Regions from separate parts of the Homo sapiens genome. Here region 2 is linked to region 1. A link is a contact called in ENCODE Hi-C data. All regions are on one chromosome and are shown on one strand. The core of a region is the stretch at or near the end of the contact, and the rest is flanking DNA. Distances in the headings are between cores, read along the strand shown.

Region 1 (2,865 bases), core at 205-2,704:
TGTTTTTCCTATTAAATGGTAAATGTCCAATTTGGGGTTAACTGGTAACTTCAGAGAACTGTGAGTCAGTTGCGTTCACGGAGGCCTAGCATTTTGCACAGGCAACTGCATTAAGCAAAGCAAAGTGCATGCATTTTGTTTTCCTTTGGGTATGTCTGGGCTTTGGGAAGCAGATTTCTTGCATATCAGTAAAGTGAAAGAGTTTGTTAATTTTGAAGTTCCTTATTTCAAGTCATTTTTGAAAAATATTTTACTATTATCTGTTTTTCACTCCCTGTGTAGATTTTTATTTGTTTGCCTTTTTGGTTCCTGTTTAACCAACCCAAAGTTAGAATTGGCTGAGAAAACTCTTACTAGCAAGTAATGTTATTGTCAAATAAATAGACTTAGGGATAATGTCAGCCCTAGTTAGTTGGGGTCACCCTGCCTCTTAAGATCTAGAGGACATAGGCTCAATCCCCCATACCAAGACTTGCGGAAGTCCAACTCAGTCTTCAACAATTCCATGCATTGCCAGAGGGCTTACATTCTCATGATCAGTTCTGGCTTCAAACTCCTATTTTGCTGAATTTGTTGAGTTTAGAGATAATCTTTTCATTGCCTCTTGTGTTCCTTATTCTGTATCACCTCAATACAATGTAGATCCTGGCCAGCCAGCCAGCCTGCCTTCCTCTCCTCCTCATCCTTCTTCTTCTCCCCCATCCTCTCTCTTCTCTTGTCTCTCTCTCTCTCTCACTCTCTCTCTCTCTCTCACATACCCACACCCACACCCACACACACACACACTCACACAGGCATTTTTATATGTAGTCAACTTTGCTGGAGTTTGGGAAAGGTAAAAGTAGTTTGCATAAAATGTAAAAAACATGAATACAATATTCATCATCCTTGTCCTTGTTCTTAAAAAGCAAATCTTTCATTCCTTTTCTGCCACAATTCGGGCTCCAGCCTCCCTCTCTTCCTTTTCCCCTCCTTTCTATGCCCACTCTCTTTTAAGAGAAGAAAAAATTCCTCTCATTCTCTTACAGGGGACAACTTAGCCCTCCCAGAAACTTACTGGGTCATTTTGACTGCAAGTGACAGAAAACAAAGTTCAAGCTGCTTGACACAAGAGGATCTACTGAGCCTTATAACTTAAAAGTCCAAGGGTGGATCTTGTTTCGGGCGTGGGTAGATAAGGGAGCTCGGCCGTGTCAGCAGATCTGATTTCTGTCTCAGTGTGTTGGCTCCACCCTTCCTGATTCTGGCTCCCTGTCTCAGCAAAACTCTCCTTGCTTTACATTGGGCCTACCCCTAGGCCTGTCAGTGTGGGCTGGGAATGCAGCACGCTCATTGGCTTAGGCCTCATTCCCATCATCCAACCCTGGCTCCAGGAGGATGGGATTAGTGTGACTCAAACACGTGGAAAGGAGTGGTTCTTCTGAGGAAAACCAGCTGAAGTATTACAGAAAGAGGAAATGCTGCAGAGACCCAGCCGGAAACAGTGCTGGCCAGCTCACGCCTGACCCACCCTTATTCTAAGCATAGGGTCTGCCTCTGAAGAGCTAAAGACTTCCTGAAATTTAAAAATTAGTGCTTTTATTTGCTTGTCCTGCTAAGACCGTAGGCAAAGGCCATCCTCCTCCCATTGACAGTTTAGAGTGGGTAAGTTCGTTTTTATAGATATTCTAAAATGCCCTGCAGGTACCAGAAACGTTTTATATCTTGATGGTAGGGGTTACACGGGGTATACATACGTTAAACTTTATCAAGCTGTACAGTTAAGGTTTGTGTACTTTACTGTATATGTAGTTTAGTGTACAAGCTGTACCTCAGTTAATTTTATTTTGTAATTTCCTGCAAGATTAGCAGCAAAAGCGCATGTGATGTCGAGTGCAACACTCAAGCCCATGATCTTTGGTTTGCCTTTATACTAAGCCTTATTCAGCCAGAAGCCAAGAAATAGCCCAGCTGAGGTCACCAGGGTAGAAAACCCATATGGGTTTGGGATTAAGTCCTATTTTGTATTAATATGGGTATATTTGCCTGAAGTGTCTTCTGGAACCTATATTTAATTTGTGTCCCTCAGAAACTGAGTATGTTGACACAGGAAACATTTAGAGACTGGGGATAGCCTGAGAGTCAATGTCTATAACTAAGGCTTCTAAACATTCCCCTAAATTATTCAGGTGAACATTACAGTAGTCCCCTCTTATCTGGGGGGATACCTTCCAAGCCCCCCATTAGATGCCTGAAATCAGATTTTACCAAACCCTGTACATACTATGTTTTTCCTATACATACATAACAATTATAAAGTTTAATTTATAAATTAGGCACAGTAAGAGATTAACAACAATAATAATAAAATTAAAAAATTACAACAATATACTGTAATAAAAGTTATGTAAGGCTGGCAAGGTGGCTTATGGCTGTGAACTTTGGGAGGCAGAGGCGGGAGGATCCCTTGAGCCCAGGATCCTGGGCAATTTGGCAAAACCCCATCTCTACAAAAAATAAAACACTTAGCCAGGCATAGTGGCGCATGCCTGTGGTCCTAGTACTCAGAAGCTGAGGCAGACGGATTGCTTAAACCCAGGGGGTTGAGGCTGCAGTGAGCTATGTTTGTGCCATTGCACTCCACTGTGGACAACAGAGCAAGACCCTGTCTCAAAAAAAAAATTATATAAATGTCTCTCTCTTTCTTTCAAAATACCTTATTGTACTGTACTCACATATTTTCAGACCACAGTTGACCTCAGTTAACGGGGAACTATTGTATTCAAGGCAGAAAGATAGTTTGCCTTCTACCATAAAATGGTGCTATTCAAAGTCATCATTCCTCAGTGAAACATCACATTTGACAGTCCTTTAGAGCAGATTGTA
Region 2 (2,970 bases), core at 236-2,735, 650 kb after region 1:
GAGCTTCATGAAATGTATTTTTAAATGTACCCACTTTCAATTGAAATTTCTTGTGAATGACAAACTTGGAATAAGAAAATGAGGGAGACTGGACTCTTGCAACCTTTTGGACATACCTTTGCCAAATGTAAATTGTTTGACGGTATGGATTTACTGCATTTTTCATGCTACCATTTGTAGTAAAACTAAATGGAAAAAATCTTTCCTCTTTAACAAAACCTCGTGATAACAATACCTTAAAATACACTTCATAGCTGCTGGTCAACCATGTTAAAGGCACAATCTGATCTCTGCTGCTACTTTCCTGAGGAAAAGAGCCAATCAGCTGAGCAACTTCCTCATTTGTTGTGCTTTATGAAAATGAAAATGCAACAGACCTTGGGATTTCAAAGCCATCCATGGTTACAAGTGAGGAAATAAATATATAACAGTGGGGACTTTTACTTTATCATTAAATTATAATGCCCTTTGTTTTTCTGTTGGCTAATTCAGACAGCAAAATGGCTCTCTCTTGATTTGCAAGAGTTAATTTCTTACCATACTTTCTGCATCACACCATAAAGATAACTTCAAGTAATTTTGGTTAGATTGTGTTTTATTCATTTGTTTGTTTTGGAGTTCTAGGATCTGACAGGAAAGCAGTGTGAAACAGGCAAAGTTCAGAGTTACTCTCAGAACGACTCAAGCAGGATCCATTTCCTAGTTCCCCCCAGCTGCGGATTTTAAAGTCTGGATCTAGCTCCTGCTCTTGTTTCTCTAAATATTTATCAGTTAACAATTACACATCTGCTCCAATGGCAACAAACTTGGCTGAAGAAATAATGCTTTTCTTCCTCCCACCAAAATATGCAAAATAATGCAAGTCCATCTGAAGATTTTCGAATCCAATTATCAGACTTAAGTCCCCCTATTTTAACACTCATTTTATTAAACATATTGGAAAGTTATGTTATTTCAGTATGCTCTCTTTCTCCTTGTTTGCTTTCTATTGTTCCTACTCGTTTGGTTCTTTCCAGTAAGCTTCTCTAGTGAGTATTTTGCTCTCTTATCATACATGCCGGCTATAGTGAAGTTAATAGAAGTGCTTAGTAAAGTCCTCTGAATCCTGGTATAAGAATCCTTTCACACAGAAGAGAATTCCTTTCGCTTGGAAATATTTTAAGAAATAAATTTATGAAAGATTGTCTGATATGATTTAGATCATATTTGATCAGGACACTAAACTGAGACCTGCATTTTGCATGCCTTTTATTTTTATATTTGCAAAGGGCTCTTTACACAAGTTTACTTAAATTGACCTTTAATGCTTTACATAAATGCAGTTTTTGCAAACCCGAGTCAAAGCAGAAAATAGAAGTTTTACTCACCTTAGTATATTGAATCTTCAAATCGGTGAGTAGGACAGGTAAGTCTGGCGTGCCTGAGGATGACATTTCTGATTCGGCTCCTGGAACACAGGTGACTGGCTCAGCAATTTGGTTCTGATAGAGCACTTGGCTTTATTTGTTCCTTTTTTATCTGCACGGGCTAAAGTTTATTTGCATACTCGGATACGATTGGATGAACAAACTCAGAGCAAAAAAAGAAAACGACACTACTTATTTGTAACACCTAGGGCAGGAAGCCTTTGACTTTAAACTTAAATCCTTAAGAAACCAGTGCTCCAGCATCGAATTTGTACCTGGAGACAGTGCACTATTTGCAGATGAATTAATTTACAAAGCCGAAACCTGTGATAAGTGTATGCAGCAGCTGCTCTGGCCACTAAGGCCAGTTATTATTTTTTTGACTTCTCATGCTTTTTAATGCTACTATGTAACTTTCTGTTCTCTGACAGACTTGGAATCAGAGAATTTGAGGATTGAAAAGAGTCTAAAAGGGCACTTGTTCTCAGTAGAAGCTGGCCAGGTGTCTTCAGGACAAGGCTTTCAGGAAATCAGTCCATCTCCCAGAAAATCAAGGTGCTGTTTGGGGAAGAAAGGCCCTTTATCTACACCCTACCCTAAGTTAGTTTTAAAATATCGTATCAGTCTTGTGTATTTTCAGTGCTGGGTAAGTAGACCTACTGTGATCTCAGAAGCCCTAAATTATCTTTATTTTCTATATGTGAACAGAAAAGCCAGCAGGACTTTTAGGGAATTCGGAACACACTGTCACACACAATCACCACAATTAGAAATATGGCAATATCATCTATTAATACTCATTTAAAATGAAAGTAATCCTGGTTTTGGAAGTTGTCTGTATTTATCAACATAGGCAGTGTACAAAGACTAAATTTAAGCAGGGCTTCCAAACAATTCAAGTTCTTAAATTAATATTTAGCTGAAGGACAATTTTTTAAACAGTGTTACTCCCATTTTAAGTACAATACTTTATTGTATTGTAGCTCTAGCAAACGTTACAATAGGAACAAGATAAAATACTCTGGATGCTCTGATTGTGGAGAATCAACCAATTTTTTTTTTTCTAGTGAAACTTGCCAATTCCCCTGAATATGGGACTTACATAGGGAAACTAAAAATTTCTGAATTGTTTGCCCAAATCAGGTGCAGCACTTGTTTCCCTTTCTACCCTCATTTCATATCCCCATTTTAGAGACATACAGAGGGTGAGTAGCTTACTTATGGTCACAGATCTATTAGTGCAGGACCAGAATTTCATTTCAGGCCAGTCTGACTCCCAAACCTGGACTCTTATTTCTGTTTACTATTTCTACCCTATTCTCCACAAGAGAACTCCTACATGGGTTCAAGCATCAACTGCTTTGGTTTTCTCAGTGAATAGTCACCCTTACAGGCATTTAAACATAACTTTTTATTCATCTAAGACAAGAATTTGCAAAACTTTTTCTGTAAATATTTTCAGCCTCTGGGCTGGATGGTTTCTGATATAATTTACTTGACTCTATTTAAAAGAAACTGTAGATGATAGGTAAATTAATGGGTGTAGTTGTTTTCCTATAGAACT

The links. Hi-C counts contacts between places; a loop is a spot of excess contacts on that map. Pooled maps may share reads with other maps.
Region 2: a loop to region 1 is called in a pooled map, with 2.1 times the contacts of the local background. The contact joins the promoter of ALDH1A1 here to the promoter of LINC01504 in region 1. A Hi-C loop is called at or near these places in 1 of 168 maps with a recorded cell type or tissue (CD14-positive monocyte) and 1 of 50 pooled maps.

The regions. Positions count from the first base shown.
Region 1 is chr9:72,303,982-72,306,846 of GRCh38, forward strand. LINC01504 (long intergenic non-protein coding RNA 1504) reads left to right here and starts at 1,455. Exons shown (of 5, transcript NR_110952.1): 1 at 1,455-1,644.
Region 2 is chr9:72,951,568-72,954,537 of GRCh38, forward strand. ALDH1A1 (aldehyde dehydrogenase 1 family member A1) reads right to left here and starts at 1,486. Exons shown (of 13, transcript NM_000689.5): 1 at 1,368-1,486. The coding sequence starts at 1,433.